2 separate regions of the Homo sapiens genome follow, and region 1 is linked to region 2. The links are chromatin loops, found by intact Hi-C in ENCODE. Cell type or tissue: spleen. All regions are shown on one strand. Region 1 overlaps ANKS1A (ankyrin repeat and sterile alpha motif domain containing 1A). Region 2 overlaps ANKS1A (ankyrin repeat and sterile alpha motif domain containing 1A).

Region 1 (8,000 bases), 50 kb after region 2:
CGGCCAGCCTGGCCAGCCCAGCTCCCTGTGACGTCATGTCGGCCTTACCTCATCCCACTCCGAGGCGAAGGAGGGTGACTTCTCTAGCCTTTTCTTCCCAATGCTGCAGTTGGATAAGGACTCACTCCGACTCCCCATGGTAGCGTCCTCTGTGGGTGAGCAGGTCAGGAGATCAGAGTCAGACTTGGACAAGCTGCGGCTGAGTTTGAGTTCAGCTTTGGGTTTGCTAGTGGGAGGCGCTCGGCTCCTGGCCCCACTCCGGTCTCCTTCCTCAGCACCACCAGGGTGCGGAGATGCTGTGTGAGTCAAAGTTTCAGGGTGCGAGCGGCTGTTGGTGGTGGGCAGGCCTGTGAGGTAGCCCACTCTCTTGCTCTGGTCCAGGGCACTGGGCTGGGAGGCTCCAGGAGCATGCACACCCGTCTCCTCCAGCTGCATGCTGGCCTTGTGGCAGGCGCCCTGCTGGGGGGACCCGTCTGGATGGCTCTGGCCAGCGGTACAGAGCAGCTGGAAAGGGTCCTGCCCCACCTCGCACACCGGGGAGGAGCCGTGGAGGAGGCCTGAGAACTGCTCTGGGACCTGCCCGTCCTGCCCCTCCGCAGAGTCCTGGCTCCGGCTGCTGCTGCTCCGCCTGTGGTCTTGGAGTGGACGGAGAGACAGAGAAATAAAAAATTAAACGTGGCAAAAATCAACAAAGTTCCAATGCAGCAAGCATATGGCAAAGCAGAGGAATTCACAGAGAAACAGAGAGAGAAACTGGATAGGCTGGGGAGGGGGAGAGGAGAGAAGAAGAGAGAGGAAGGAAGACAGTTTTCATATTGTTCTTAATGTTCAATTTGTACCCAAAGTCAGAGCATTTATGAAATTCCAAACACTGGCCTGATTAATGCTATCTGGCAGCCTTCCCTGTTGTTAGATTTCTGTTAACATTAACGACCAGACCTTGCTATATAAGGCGAGAAGAGTGTTAAGTATAACCTAGAGAAAGGACACAAGTCAGGACAGAGTGAGTGAACATGAAGCAAAAGTAAGAGCACCAGTGAGCAAGCGCGAGCAGGGAGACCCACTCCTGGAACATCTGATACATTTCCATAAAGGCCAAAGTGTTATTTAAAGGCCACCCGCCCTCCCTTCCTCTGGCAAGCAGCAACAGAAAAAAAAAAAAAAAAAAAAAAGAGGTCATGATCCACAACCTGCAACTTCTGGAATTCCTTAACAGAAACAAAACGGCAGAGAAATAACTGCTTCCTTCCTCGGAGGGGGCCATTCCGAGTTCCACGCCTCATCCTTCCTTCCTCAGGGAGCACAGACTTTTCTTTCTCTCTCTCTTTTTTTTTTTTTTTTTTGAGAATGTGCACATCTTGCTTCTTCCAAAATCTCCCAGCTGCTCATATTTGTTTAAGTTTAACCTTAGTTGATCCACTGAAAACAAAATGGTCTAATTTGTCAATGCCAGGAGACATTTGCAGTTCTCTCGAGACTTCCCTAACATCCTAGAAATCTGACACTACTAGCTCATGAGGCCAGCTACTACTGTACACTCAAATACCTCGCCCTGAAGTAGCATAAATAATTGGCCAAATCAGAATCTAACATCAGCACTACACTGGCACACCCAGGGGCTTTCCTTGCATGAACTCAGCCCCATTAAAGATTTTAACCCACATCATCAGAGTAAATAACACTATGTCCAGCACTAGCTCACATTCCATAATATTCAACTTAACCTTCTCTATAAGTGGGATCTATTGCACCTATACCAAACAATTCCCTAGTTTGCTCAAAACTCTCAAGAACTATTCATGAGCTCAGAGAATCTTAGAACCAAAAGGGTCAACTATGTTTACAGATGAGGAGTCTTAGTGGTTACCCCAGGTGGTGCAGGAGAAGACTTCAACCTAGAAGCCTGAAGATCTGGCTCTGGTCCTGGCTGAGCTGTTCTCTAGCTGTGTGGCCTTGGCAGTGATTTCATCTTATTGGGCCTCAGCGTCTAAAGTGACTGGGCTGGGCTGCATGATACTTAAAAATCCCTTTAATGTCATGATAGTGATGAGAATCCAGGTCTCCACCATGTCATGATGGCACACTTCTCCCCCTTAGGGATGTGAGATGCCTGCCTGGGTACCTCTCCTGTTGCTGTCTACACAGCACCCACTCTCCCTCATCAGCATGCCTGAAGGCCCAAAGCCCCTTCTTGAGGTTCAGTTCTGCAACTGGAGAGGGTAGCCAGGTGAGGAGGGGTGCAAAATGAGCAGTGCTTTATAAACACAATGTACTAAAACACAGTCTCCAATGCCCAAGCATGACGCTACTCTCCTGCAACAGTGGTTTTTTCAAAACAGCCTTTAAGAAATGTCTCAACAACCAGCTCTCACAGTGAGCCCAACTCGCTGAGGTCTGAGCAGGGATACAGTTCTCCCATCGCCCCCTCTCCCCTCCCAGCTCCAGAAGAGCAGTTCAGTCTCCACAGTCTGTTCAGCTTTTCACGAGTCTAGAGAAGTGGCCAGGGGCAGCCAATTAGCTCCACTTTATGGCTCTGATTACTTATCCACAGGAGCACAGAAGCACCAACTTTGGCATCTCTCTCCTCTACACTTCTTTATTTTTTTTTTGAGACCAAGTCTTGCTCTGTTGCCCAGGCTGGAATGCAGTTGCACACTCTTGGCTCACTGCAACCTCTGCCTCCTGGGTTCAAGCGATTCTCCCATCTCAGCCTCCTGAGTGGCTGGGAGTACAGGTGTGTGCCACCACGCCCAGCTAATTTTATTGTATTTTTAGTAGAGACGGGGTTTTGCCATGTTGGCCAGGCTGGTCTCAAACTCCTCGCCTCAAGTGATCTGCCTGCCTTGGCCTCCCAAAGTGCTGGATTATAGGCGTGAGCCACTGTGTTGGGCCCCTCCTCTACACTTGACCACTTTGGGACTTTCAAACTTGACCACTTTGGGACTTTCACACCTCAACTCAACTTAAAGGTCAGGTCCTGAGCAATGAACAAACCCTGAAAAACTTGAATCCTTTCTCTAGGGAAGAAGGAATGCTGATTACATAAGAGTTTCATATAGCTTAACCAAGGCCCCAGGAAGCCACGACTCATGGCTACGAATATTACATATAACAACTGGCAGCCAGAACAAAGCTACCCAGTGATGTTGCATGGTGGGGCTACAGTGAGGATGACACATGACCATTTAATGTGGTTCAGGTCAATAGTACTTCCTAGGAGAAGCTGATGGGGAGAGTTAATCAGGCTGTAAAATTTGCCATCTCTGGGACCACATTCTAATAGCCGACTTCCTACAGATCCTGGCCCAAGGTACAATGTCCCTCTGACTATATTTGAATGCAAGATGACTTTGGTAAAAGGAGCACAGGCTTCTACTGCTTTGTATCAACTTCCAGCTTCATATTTAACAACTGGGAGCTAAGGCACCAACAATGAAAGGAAACACCACAGCTCAGAACTGGGGGCCAGCCTGGCTCACACTGCCTGGGTGGACCTCAGAACCCAGGCCACAGAGAATGTTCTAACTGCTGCTGTGGGAGCCAACAATGCAGGCCCTGTGAAACAGCCACCCATTCATGCTAGCTATCAATGATGAAAGAGAGACAGATGCCAAGGGCTCAATACCAGACACATGCCAAGGGGAAGGAAGTGGGTAGAAGGAAAGAATGGAAACTTACGGAGGAAGGAAATATGTGGAGGAAGAATCTCTGAGGGTCATAATCCTATTAGAGAAACCACAATCCACCAATATTTTGTGGAATATAAGAAATGATGGAAAGAAATTCTTATAATCATATGACTTAGCCAGGCAATTCCTAAGAAAGACACTTTGGTATCTGAAAAGCTTGCCGAGATCCAAGACCCTAAGGCTGGTGTTCTTGTTCCCATTAAAAACTACATCCAAGGCCAAGATGAGTTTTTTTTGGCAGATCAATGGGTGGGAAAAGAATTACTCAATGGTTTCTTCCTTCTGCAAAGTAAGGATAATATAAGGTCTCTTAGGGACAAGGTGCTAACAATAGAATATACTGATCAAGAAGCAGTTTTTAAGCAAATCACTTCTTTGTGCAATTCTGGGATCTTAATTGGGGGATTGTTGCGGTAATTAAATTATACGTGTAATGCATTAAGAACCGTGTCTAGCACATGCCACGCTCTCAATAGATGTTGAAATTGTTATTATCCTCCACACAGGGTCCGTTACAACACACTTTGCTCACAGATGAGACCAACTACTTCTCCGTTCCTCACAGGTCTGTCACAAGGATCATCAAAGATAAGGTACATGAAAGTACTCTGTAAGATATAAAGCACTTCACAAGCATTCATTACCTTCACCATCCTTATAACTCTGAACAGCAGAAGGAAGGGACAGAAGGTAATATGGTGAGAGGGCTGAAGTGAGAAACTCTGAGACAGGCCCCAGAACTGTCACTGTAACCACTCATCCCATGGACAAATGTATGAAGTGTCTGTCCTCAGGAGGCACCCAGGTGGATATGAGGATAAAGAGGCCGGGTGTGGTGGCTCACGCCTGTAATCCCAACGCTTTGGGAGCCTGTGGTGGGAGGATTGCTTGAGCTCAGGAGTTCAAGATCAGCTTGGGCAACATGGCGAGACCTCATCTCTATAAACAATTTAAAAATTAGCTGGGTGTGGTGGTGCACACCTGCTGTCCCAGCTACTTGGGAGGTTGAGATGGGAGGATAATTTGAGTCCAGGAATTCAAGGCTGCAGTGAGCTGTGATCATGCCACTGCACTCCAGCCTGGGAGACACAGCGAGACCTTGTCTCACCAAAAAATAAAAAATAAAAAAAATAAAGACACCAAGTCTGCCTCAATAGATGCTTTAAGACAGGCATAAATCATATGCTTGGCAGACAAAAAGGAAAGCCTGATTACTTCGAACCAGAAGGCTTCTCAGAAGAGGTAGCTTTCGAGCTGAGCACTGAAGGAGAAATAAGACCTTGTCAGGCTTACAGAGAAGTAAAAATACATTAGAAAAGGCAGAGAAGGGCCAGGTGTGGCAGTACATGCCTGTAATCCCAGCACTTTGGGAGGCTGAGAGAGGAGGATCACTTGAGCTCAGGAGTTAGAGACCACCCTGGGCAACAAACCTCACGCCCAGGGACTAGTGAAGTTGCAGAAGAGACCCTTAGGCCTTTCTCCTACACTACTTCCCATGTTCCCCGAGCTCTGCCCTCCCCACAGTCTGCCCTTCTAGGAGAGAAACAAGGAGATAGTGGCACACAGGGAGGGAGGCCTGTTTCTTATGCTACCCATACATCGAGGCCAGCTGTTCTACTCAATATGGCACACCAGCATGCTAATTCCCAATCCCATCAACTTGTGATCCTCATTCATTTTCCTTATACCCTGTGAGCTACTGAAGCAAGGGGTCTTCTGTGCTGCATTTTAATTACTACGATGAGCTATGGGATCTCAAGGGCTTTTGAATAATAACACTTCAACATTTACACATTTTCATTCACCTCTGCCCACTTAAATTAAGGCTAAAGAATGCAGCTCATGTGAGGAGTTGCTAATTCAAATCTCCCCTCAGGCCCAGAGAAGAAGGCTGGGGGACCCAGTGTCTCATATTGTTTTGTGTTCTCCGTATCATTAGGATTGGAATCCTCCAGCTGCCTAGTCACTATAGTGAGCATCAAAAACCATGGGTGTGCAGGAGAACTCCCAAGTACATGGCTGCTTTCAGAGGGTCACCAGGCTCTTCCTGGAAGGAAGGTCCTGACCAAGTTATTCAGACACTTGCTGAAGACTGCAATTTGATAAGACAAATAGACTGAGAGTTCATTTTGGTCCACGGCAACCTGAGAAATAGAATAAGAGCTAGACAGGGATTCAAGAAGCCCATGTTTTAGTTCCAGCCCCGTGACTTTTCCTCTCTAGGTCTCTTTCAAAAAATGAATGCCTGGGATGCATTCTCCAGGGCTTTGGGATTTAGGCTAGTTTGAATCTGTGATTAAAGGACCTCTCTATAGTCCCTACCAGTTCTATGATGTTAAGAACATGAATAGCAGAAAGGCTTTTGATGAAATGGTTTTAGCCTCATGGTTAAAAGTACAGGCTTTGGATTCAGTCACACTAGGGTTTAAGTCTCAGCTCCAATACCTAACCTTTTCTTCCTCAGCTCTGAAACAGGGACAAAAATAGCCCCTACCCTGAAGATCTGTCACAAGATATACAATGACATAATCAACATAAAGGAAATCAGCATGGCAGCTGGCCCGTGGGAAGCATTCAGTAAATGATAGCTGCTATCATTATCACCATTTTTCATTTACAGTCATTTCTGAACTCTTAGCTCATCATGCTAACACTGCACAGAGAGGCTGGTTTCCCTTCTCCTGACTCTGCAAAGGAGACTGATTTATTCTGAGTAGCCCTTTTAAAGAGGCAGAATAAAACTCAAATGCCAGGGAAGGCCAGTATTCTTATAAGTTTGGTTTGGGATTACATGTAATAGCACAGTGGAGAATCTTCAGATTAGGAGCCATCTGTACTCACCTTGGGGCCCATAGGTATAGCCCAGCTTTGGGACTTCGGACTGTTTCACATTGACTTGGTCTTGATTACCTCATTACATCTCCCCCTTCTTCTTGAACTCCTAAAGCGTCTGTTCTCTACCTGTCATTGGACCTCTGACCTCTGGCCCCCAAACTTCCCTAGTTTTCAATATACCAGCTTTGCCTGGATCAGCTTCCAACCAGCCACGATTTCTAACCATGCCTAATTTAATAGCATATTTGCTGTCTTTGCTCCCCTTGATCTTCTGCCAGTTCTTGTAGTGGGTATTCATAGCCATTTGCTTTCTCTTCTCCAGTTGCTGGAATGTTGAGCCCTTTTAAATACTCAAGAAACAACTGACTTGAGTCCTCTACCAATTCACCTAACTCAGCTGGCTTCCAACAGCTACTACTTATTGAGTACTACTCCTTCTGTGCCAGACACTATGCCAAGCATTTTCTTTTTAATATTCACAACAACCATGAGGTAAGAATTAGTATCCCTTCTACATGTAGAAACTGAGGCTTAAAGAAGTTAAATGATTCCCTAAATAATAGTCACCATCCAGTAAGTGCTAGAGCAATAATTCAAATGCCAGCTTGATTACCAGGCTCAGTGAGCTTTTCATTCATCTCTTGAAAACTATGTAAGATCGATTTCCTCATCTCTTCTGCTCTCTTTAAGCCATCATCTTTACCCACAGCACCTGCACTTTTTGGAGGACAATCACACCAATTTCCCGAGAAGACAGATCAAACTTTTTTAATGACTACTCTCAACACCATGTAAAAATTGGGGGGTAATTTCATCACTTCTCTCCTACCTTAGAAATTAGACCCCATTTAGGCTTTACCAATGGCCTTCTAACTGCCTAACCCTTTTTCTAGTTTTCATCCTTCTAGCTCTTTCTAGATCAATGGATACTGTTTGTCCATTGCCCCCAGTACTCACTCTCCCCTTCCTTCCTTGGTTATGGGACTTTTAGACAGGTTCACAGCCACCTAGAATAAAGACAATTATTTCCCACCTCCTTTGTAGCAAGGTGTAAACACATGACCAAGTTCTGGCCAGTGGGTTATAAGTGAAAGTGGCATGTGTAACTTTTGGGAACTATCTTTAAAGTGCCATTCTCCCCTTTCTTCCTTCCCATGCTGATGCCTTGAACTTGGATAGCCATCTTGAACCATGAGATGGCAGAAAGGGACTGGGTCCTTAATGGTCATGAACTGTTGTTGAGCCCAGCACTCTTTACTTCTATCTTGTTCAACCAGAGTTATTGAGGGTTTTCTGTCACATTCAGCCTTAGCTCCTAAGATATTGCATTATCCCAGTTATCTTCCTATGTTTCTTTCCCCTTGTGCCTCTAAACATAAGCTCTACTCTTTAAAAAAAAAATTATTATTATTATTTTGGAGATAGGGTCTCACTCTGTCGCCCAGGCTGGAGTTCAGCAGGCTTGACCTCCTGGGC
Region 2 (8,000 bases):
GTAGAAAAATTTGAAAATAGGCCAGGTGCGGTGGCTCACGCCTGTAATCTTAGCACTTTGGGAGGCTGAGGCGAGTGGATCACCTGAGGTCAGGAGTTCAAGACCAGCCTGGCCAACATGGTGAAACTACATCTCTACTAAAAATACAAAAATTAGCTGGCTGTGGTAGTGCCCGCCAGTAATTCCAGCTACACAGGAGGCCGAGGCAGGAGAAATCGCTTGAACTGGGGGCGGAGCAGAGGTTGCAGTGAGCCGAGATTTCGCCACTGCACTCCAGCCTGGGGGAAAGGGCGAAACTCCGTCTCAAAAAAAAAAAAAAAAAAAAATTGAAAATGAAGTACAAAGAAAAATGTAAAAGCTACCCATAAGTCTATCACCTCAGGGGGAAACATAAGGCCACTGTTCGGTGTTATCTTCCTAAGTTAATTAATTTTCTTAAAAAAGGAAGATTGGGATCACTTCTACCATTTTGGTGTATTTTTCTGAGCTATATATTAGGAAAAAAAACTTCAGCAAAATTGGGATTATAGGCTGAATGCAGACAGTTTTTCTTTTTTTTCCCCACCACTTGCCACCTGTTTCTTTAACCTGCCTCTTTTAACATGCCCATCTACTGCATGTGAATATCCCCCATGACATTTCACTGTATTTATCAACACCTGTGGCGACGGCACCAACTCAAGCACGCCCGTCACTCACCCTGCCACTGGGCACTCGGGCTTCTCCGGCCTTTGCTAATGCTGGCCGGCCGCTACTACAGGTGGTTTATGCAGTCCCCAGAACATGTTACTCAGCACGTTCGTCTGGGGTGCAGGTGACTAAACACACAACAGGTTTCTGGTCTCAGCCAGGACCAACTTCTGAGGCTGGGGCTATAATGGCCATGGTGCATGGGCCCAGAGAGGAGGGGGAGCACATGTTTCCTCCCAGTCCCAGGGCATCTGCTGTGGGGCTGGCCCGGGGGTGGGGGCAGGAAGAACCATCGGGAGAGGGGACAGAAAGCAAAGAGGAGGGGACAGGGCTCTCTAATACTCACCACTATGGCCCCAATTCTTAATAATGATGGGAAATAGAAGCCATGCTCCCTGAGGCCTGCGTGCAGTCACCCACCTGGGGCGAGGGCTTTCCCAGTACCAGCTACTATGCAAAGCAGCTGTGGTAGAAAGGGGTTCCAATCCCGGTTCAGCTGCTCAAGGTTCTTAAGAAAGCAGGACCTGCTAAACAAGAGTGGAACCGCCTGCCTCACAGGGTTTGCTACCCAGCATCAGCCTGAGGGCAGGAATCAGGCGCTCAGTGGCTGTTTTGTTCATCTGCTCTGCCAGGACTCTGCAACAGAATTTCCCAAAGTAGCCCCACATTGACATCCTACCCTCAACTAACAGCTGGCAGAAGGAGCAGGAACCACTTGGCCTGACCCACCCACAGCTCTCTGCTTTCCTATCCCATACCCCAGCCACCCCTGGCCTCACCTCAAGGGATAAAACTCAGTGGTGACAGCCACCAGGAAGAGTCAAGTGTTACCAGTTCCTAAGGCCTCTGCAGGTGACTTCTGAGGCCCTTGTTATCTGTCACGTCATGGGAAGGGCTCTCAAGGATGGATATGACAGCACATGGGTTTGGGAAACTCTTCCCAGTTTCATGAAAGCACCCCCCCACTCTGACCCCTGTTCTCCCAAGCAGGTCCTTGGTGCCCCCATTCTCTCTGTGGGCAGACATGGCAGCCTTCCCACTCATCTCCTGCCTGCCATCCTGAAACACCTTCCTCTTTGAGGTCTTGGCTGAGGTCAAGGTGCCACAGTCACCCCCAAATCAGCCGTGTAGATCTGCTGGGACCAAGTGAGTCTGGAGTCAGAGGCTTGGTCCCAAGACCACCCAAAGCAGCTTTAACTCATGGATCTGAGGACAAGACTGAGACAAAACCAACCTCTGCAGCCTGCAGAGAAAGACTGCTGCCCACTGCCTTTTTCAGAAAAACACCACCTTCCCACCTTGCGTCCTTACATGCGGTTTTGCTCTCTGACACGATGTCACCACACATAACACTGTGTCCTCTTCGGAGTTTATGCCTCATGAAGTAAGTAGGTCAAATGAAGGCCCGCGTGACAGACGACGAACAGGGAGGAAGGGTAACCTGCCGAAAGTCACACAGGGCGGGGACCTGGAGGGGAACCCAGCTCTCCTGACTCCTGGTCCAGTTCCCTTTGCCACTAAGTAGACTCTTGAGTTCTCCTGAGCTTCCCCCATCCAGTTTACTTAACTAACCCGGAGCTTCATAGAGAGCAGGGTGGGGAGGAGGCGGGTAGAAGCAACGGGCCAGGCAGTGGTGGTGGCTGCACAGGCCCAGAAGAACCTGGGGGGCCTGAGCCAGTGCACAGAGCCGAACTGCATCTCATTCCTTGCCAGCTCCTTTCTCAGCCTATGGTTGAATGGCTCCCAACATGCAGTGGGTGGACGTCTGACCTGGACCAGCCCAGGGGTGATGCACTCACCCAGCCTGATGGGCCCCAGTGCCAGGCTCCAACCTTGTGAGGGCACATGAGCATGAGCCCCAGGGGCTGCATCTTCCTGGGAAGGGAAGATTGGGAGGTGGAAGCACCACTCCAGGTCCAGGGACGTGGCTGCCAGTCCCAGCTCCACGCCACCTGAGGGGTGACAGTGGGCACATTACCGTACTGAGAGCCCGCAATGCGGGGTTTGGCTGAGTGAGTACCTAGACATTCGAGGTGCCAGGAAAGACGCCTCTGCTGCTGCTCACAACGAGGCCAGCAATCAGGAGCGACGGAAGAGGATCTGTCAGCCAGTCCAACTCCACTTTAAAGAGCAGTTGGTCAAATTAGCAGGCATGAAAACAGGCATTCAGAATGTTCCCAGAGTTCCTTCTACTGTAAAGGGGACTGGAGAAGGCCAGAGCAGTACCTGGGGCAGTCAGAGGAGGGCTCCTGAGTGATTCCAGCTGGTCACCTGGAATGCCTGCGCTGCAGTCAGGCAGTGAAAGGGAGGGGGGGCAAGAGGTGCACTCGCTGGAAATAGGCCCCAAATGAGCCTGTCCCTTGTCTCACTTGCTAAAAGGGCTGCCCTTGGTCAGGCTCCCGAGACCAAGGGAGAGTCTGGCAGAGATGGTGAGGCCCTGGTGCAGCATCAACTCCTGGGATAGCGAGGAATTACATTCTTCCTCCTTGGATAGCAAGGAATTACATTCTTCCTCCTGGGATACCGAGGAATTACATTCTTAAGTGACTACAGAATTTAGCTAGTCCAGGAGGCTGGATCCACACTTGTCTAAGAGGATTCCTTTCCTTTCCAAGCCTCAGCTCCACTGATCCTCCTGTTTAAGGCTCTGCTTCAACTGGGCAGAAAACTCCAAGACAGCAGTCAGCTCATGGAGTGCTGTGCAGGGAGATGGGACGGGGGTGGAGGTGGGGGCTGGGGAGAGGGCCTCTTGGCCATGACCATTCTGATAATGGTGCCCAGTGGCAGCTCGCTTAGGCTGGCAGTGGCCTCTTGGGCCTGGGGCAGAAGAAGGCAAAAGGAGGGATGTCATAGGAGGTGATGACAAGCCCCACTGTTCACGTGAAGCTGGTTTAGAGGGCTGGAGAGTGAGGAGCAAATCCAGGGGACAGGAACAGGAAGGGAGCCTCAGGGGCTTGGGGACCTGGTTGGAAAGTTTCAAAGAAGCCAGTAGAAGAACCTCTTGGCCCCAGCTTATGCCTTTGGCCTCTCTTTATCTGTCATTTCTCTCCAACACGTAGGAACAAGCTGGCACCACCTCAGAAACACACAGGAAGACAGCGGGGGCCTATCTGCCACGTAGCAGGAGCCTGCAGAGAAAGAAATTGACGGGAGGAGCAGGCGGCCTCCCATCCGGCCTGGCCGACTCAGTATCCATTTCTAACCCTTCCTGAGCCTGCTGCCAGCCTCATTTCCATCTTCCATTTGTCCACTGCCCCGAGCCATGACTGCCTGCCACACGTGGGCTCTCAGCTGTGCCCTGGATGTCTAAGGTATGCCTCACTCAAGGGGCTTTTTGCCTGGTGTGGGGCACTAGCAGAGACCATCCCCCCATGCCCAGGGCTCAGAGACCTTGGGACTCTCCCACACGTGGCTTTCGAGAGCCCTGAGGTCAGGCCCAGCCATCTCTCCCGCCTGGTCAGGGCCCTGCCCGTCACTGCCCCCCAGCAGCCTCCTCCCTCACCAGAGACAGGTTGGCCCCTCTCAGCAGGCCTTTCCTGTCTCTGTGATCTTTCCAAGTCCCACCATCTCTACGAAACCCCTGGGACAGACAGCAGAACCCAGAGGTTCGAGGTTGGACTTGGCTCTGCCACTTGGGCAGCAGCAGCATCTCTGCCATCCAGGCCTCCTCCTCTGCTGGCGGTGCTTGCCAGCCTCCGCTGCACTTGACACTGGCTGCTCTTTTATGTGCTTTGTTTTCCCAGCTGGACCATCAAGTTCCTTAAGACACCTACGTTATTTGCTTTTCTGATTTCACATCTATTCATGGTGGGAAATGGAGAAAAACGATTACACTCCAAAGAGGAAAATGAAGCCCCCGGAGTCCTCCTGAGATAGCCACTGAAAACATCTTGGCTCACTCCCTTGCACCTCCTATGCATACATGTTTTCTTTTTCAGAAATTAAGATCATATTGTGAATTTCTGTGTCAGTTTCTTCACTCAGCACTACAAGGGGGACATTCCCCACATTAGCAATTCTTCAAAAATGTGGTTTTTTAAATATCTACTTAGCACTCCAGCATCAGGACCACCATCGTTTATTCAATCAACACTTCTGTGAAGGGCGTCAGGCTGAGTGAAGGGCATCAGACCTGCGCTAGCACGCCCGGAGCTACAAATTTGCCAACCACCAATTACCTTCCTTCCGTGCTGATTAAATGCATTTCCTCCCTTCTCCTAAGAAAGCCCATTTCCTGTGGATAAGATTTGTGGTGAAAATGGAACCAGCTACGATGCAGGTGCAGTGTGGTGGGCTCGTGGGCTGGCTGGCTGGCAGATGTGTGAGCCACGTTTCCCTCTCTCCCTGCGTCTGGTGTCAGTTCCACCATCCTAGGGAGCACCTGGCAGCCCCCACTGCCCTGGCCCTGCCCCTCTAAATCAAAGGCCCTTTCTGTCTGTAAGCAAGACAGTGTGGATAAAGTTCAAGTTGCCTGCCTGTCCAGCTCAATCACCACATCACAAGAGGAGAATAAGAGGGCATGGCACCTGGAGCCTGGGGCAGAGGTCTTCAATTTTCTGAAGGGCTTAAACATGTTCTGTGTGGTCCCAAAACGTAAACCTGGGACCAAGAGACAGAAGCCACAGGAAACAGATTTTGACTCAATATAAAGAATGCTCTACATCAGCCAGTACAATGCAAAGAATGAATGGGTAACCTCCTTACAAGGTAGTGAATTCCTTGTCACTAAAAAACCATCATGGCAGAGACTACTTGGAAGGGATTCGGGCAGAGAGGGCGATCAGACCACATGGCGTTACAGTCCCTTCCACTCTGAGAGGGAGCTGTGTGATGTGCACAAATGCCCTGTACTTCTCCTATGACAACTCGCAGGGCCCTATCACAGGGAGATCCCACAGCAACACCATGACTGTCAAACAGCCTCAGTTTCCAGACGCTCCTCAGACATGTCCAGCCTGGCTTCCTGGAAGCTACTTCTGCATCTTGTAGAAGAGTCTCCAGGGCATTTCAGAACCAAGGGAAACATTGTAGCCTATTGGAAACCTAACCACATGGGATCCACTGTAGCTAATGCAATGTAAGTTATCCACATGCAATGAGGGAATATTTCAATAACAGAAACGCTCCCCTTCCCAAGTTGCCTTCTTTTTTTAGGCTGTTAAAACATAATTTGCCTGACAGCCCACCTGGCCATTCACACGTGGTTACCCAGGATGCTGTGCACAGCAGGCCACTCTAGGTATCTGAGGTCCCGGCTCACCCGAGGGGTGCTCGACGTTCCTTCTTGTATAGACTCCACCTGCCAGCACTGAGAGCCCCTGGAAGGACTGAGCTGCAGGCCGCCCTCAATGAGGGTCCTTCTAGCATAGGAACAGACGCATCTTACAGAGGCCCTGCCCTGTGCATGAAGCTTTGGCCCAAGGCCACACTTCTCCAAAGGCCTGCTCAGCTGCTCTCTGCTCCAGTCCTACGGAGTCTCGGGCTATTTGAGGGGTAGGAATCCTGTTCTTTCCAAAATCAGCAGAAGGAGAGGTGGGAAGCAACAGCTCAGCCTCTAGCATCTTGAAGTACAGGGAGGGAACACCCTAAGACCACCCTCACTTGCCCATCTGACGGCCAGCCTGAGGAAGGGGTGAGTTGAGAGAAGGAAGGCCCCTCAACACTCCGAGCCAGGGGCCAACCTGGGTCCCCACGCATTGCCTGAGCCCCCTCTCCACCCCGAGTTTGTCATCCTTCCCCGAGGAACGTGGTGAGTCAGGAGTTAGGTCATAAGAACCATAAATACATTCAGTTTAACTTTTAAAAAGAAAAAAAATTGCTATTTTAAAACTTAAGATTTCTAAAAGCTGAAAATTAACTGTCCCAAAGCTGGCTTGGAAAGGGTGCATTGTTGCACACCACAGTATCTTTTGCCCTGGAGTTGGAGATGGCTCTGGGTGAGGTGGGTCCCTCCTGGAAGCCTCAGGCCAGCTCCCTGGGCAGGCCACTATTCAGGAGGCACCAAACACAACCCGATCAGCGAGAAACCCTCAGAAGCCCCCATTAGAGAACAGAGTGCAGGTGGTGCGAGCTGCATGCTGACTCTGACCCCAGCCCTCAACTGAGGCAGCGGAGCAAGGCGGGCACAGGTGAGAGAGATCCCCTCGGAGCGGGTGGGTCTAACTCAAACCAAGATGACTCAGGCTAGAAGGTGACATAAAGCACATAGGTGGCCACGCCCCCATCCCTGTATCCACAGAGAAGAAAGAGGCTGTGCAGCAGAGTGGCTGGAGCCTGATCTCCAGATCCAGAGCACTGGACACACATTTCCACCCTGCCAATGACTGACAGTGTGACCCTGAGCAAGGGACCTACCTCATTTCCTTCATCTGGGCAATGGATTAATACGAGTCCACATCCCAGGGCTGCTGGGAAGATTCAATGAGCTAATTCACGCAAACCACTAAGAACGGCGCCAAGCACACAGTAAGCGCTAGTGAGAAGTGTCAGCGACCATGATCACTAACTTTGGCTCAAATGCCTGCTCCTGGAAGCAGGCCCGGCGCATGCAGATGCCTCTAGAAGGGCTTCCAAGAGAGGGACAGTGACAGGTACCCTGATCAGAGCTACTTTCTGAAATGACAGAGTGTGCACCAGATCCTGAGCCCAGGGTCCTAAATGGGTCCCTATTCTGCAGGGATCCAGAGGAAACACCCTGGTTTCTCTTTTTATTTTTGGCCCTTTGTGTTTTGTGAGAGAGCTTCTCAAAGAAGCAACCAATCCTCCAGGCCATCAACTCAGCCTTTCCTCTGGGCCATCTCTGAGGCCACGGGTATATAAGGCTGTGTAACTCTGGACTCTACCCCAGGCACTGGGCCTTGGCTGGGCAGGGAAGGGGTCTTTCTGCTGGAGGCAAGGCTCCTTGCTTCAGTGACAACTCACTTGACACCAAGTTTTGAGAAATAAATAAAACTCCTCGTACCCAGCCTTGATGGGATACACAGCCAGGGAGGGGACACAGGGCTGAATCAGGGACCCTCCTTCTTGGGAAGCAGATCTGCAAAGAGAGCTCCCTCTGGAGCCGTTTCTGGGGCAGAGGGAGAGGGACAGTTTGGGAAGAAGGCACATACCACCTGGCTGACTTCCTGGTGTCTGAGTGACCTCAGTGAGCTTTCCCTGGGATTTGGGTCTACGTACTGTTGCAGACTCCTGTGGGGCCAGAGGGGAGGCCAGGGAGGCCTGTTTCCACTGAGCAGCACCCTGCCATTGAGGAGGCCTGCAGCCACTTACCAGGAAGTGGACATCGTCAAAGCCATTCAGAAGCAACTTGC

Evidence for each region. Hi-C counts contacts between places; a loop is a spot of excess contacts. Peaks named below come from ENCODE experiments on the same cell type or tissue, not always from the same donor. Only the 100,000 strongest peaks of a DNase experiment are listed, where the experiment ranks them.
Region 1: a loop joins it to region 2, with 2.2 times the contacts of the local background. A loop is called at or near these places in 30 of 110 quality-filtered maps.

What each region holds. Positions count from the first base shown.
Region 1 is chr6:35,010,108-35,018,107 of GRCh38, reverse strand. ANKS1A (ankyrin repeat and sterile alpha motif domain containing 1A) reads right to left here. Exons shown (of 24, transcript NM_015245.3): 11 at 49-635. Among named protein-coding and RNA genes, the nearest start is that of ANKS1A, 120 kb to the right of the region's middle. RefSeq lists an enhancer at 1-430. In spleen, no CTCF peak of the experiment used is centred here; no DNase peak of the experiment used is centred here; H3K4me3 peaks cover 1,124 bases; H3K27ac peaks cover 3,049 bases.
Region 2 is chr6:35,060,213-35,068,212 of GRCh38, reverse strand. ANKS1A (ankyrin repeat and sterile alpha motif domain containing 1A) reads right to left here. Exons shown (of 24, transcript NM_015245.3): 13 at 7,960-8,000. Among named protein-coding and RNA genes, the nearest start is that of TCP11, 77 kb to the left of the region's middle. In spleen, no CTCF peak of the experiment used is centred here; no DNase peak of the experiment used is centred here; H3K27ac peaks cover 1,671 bases.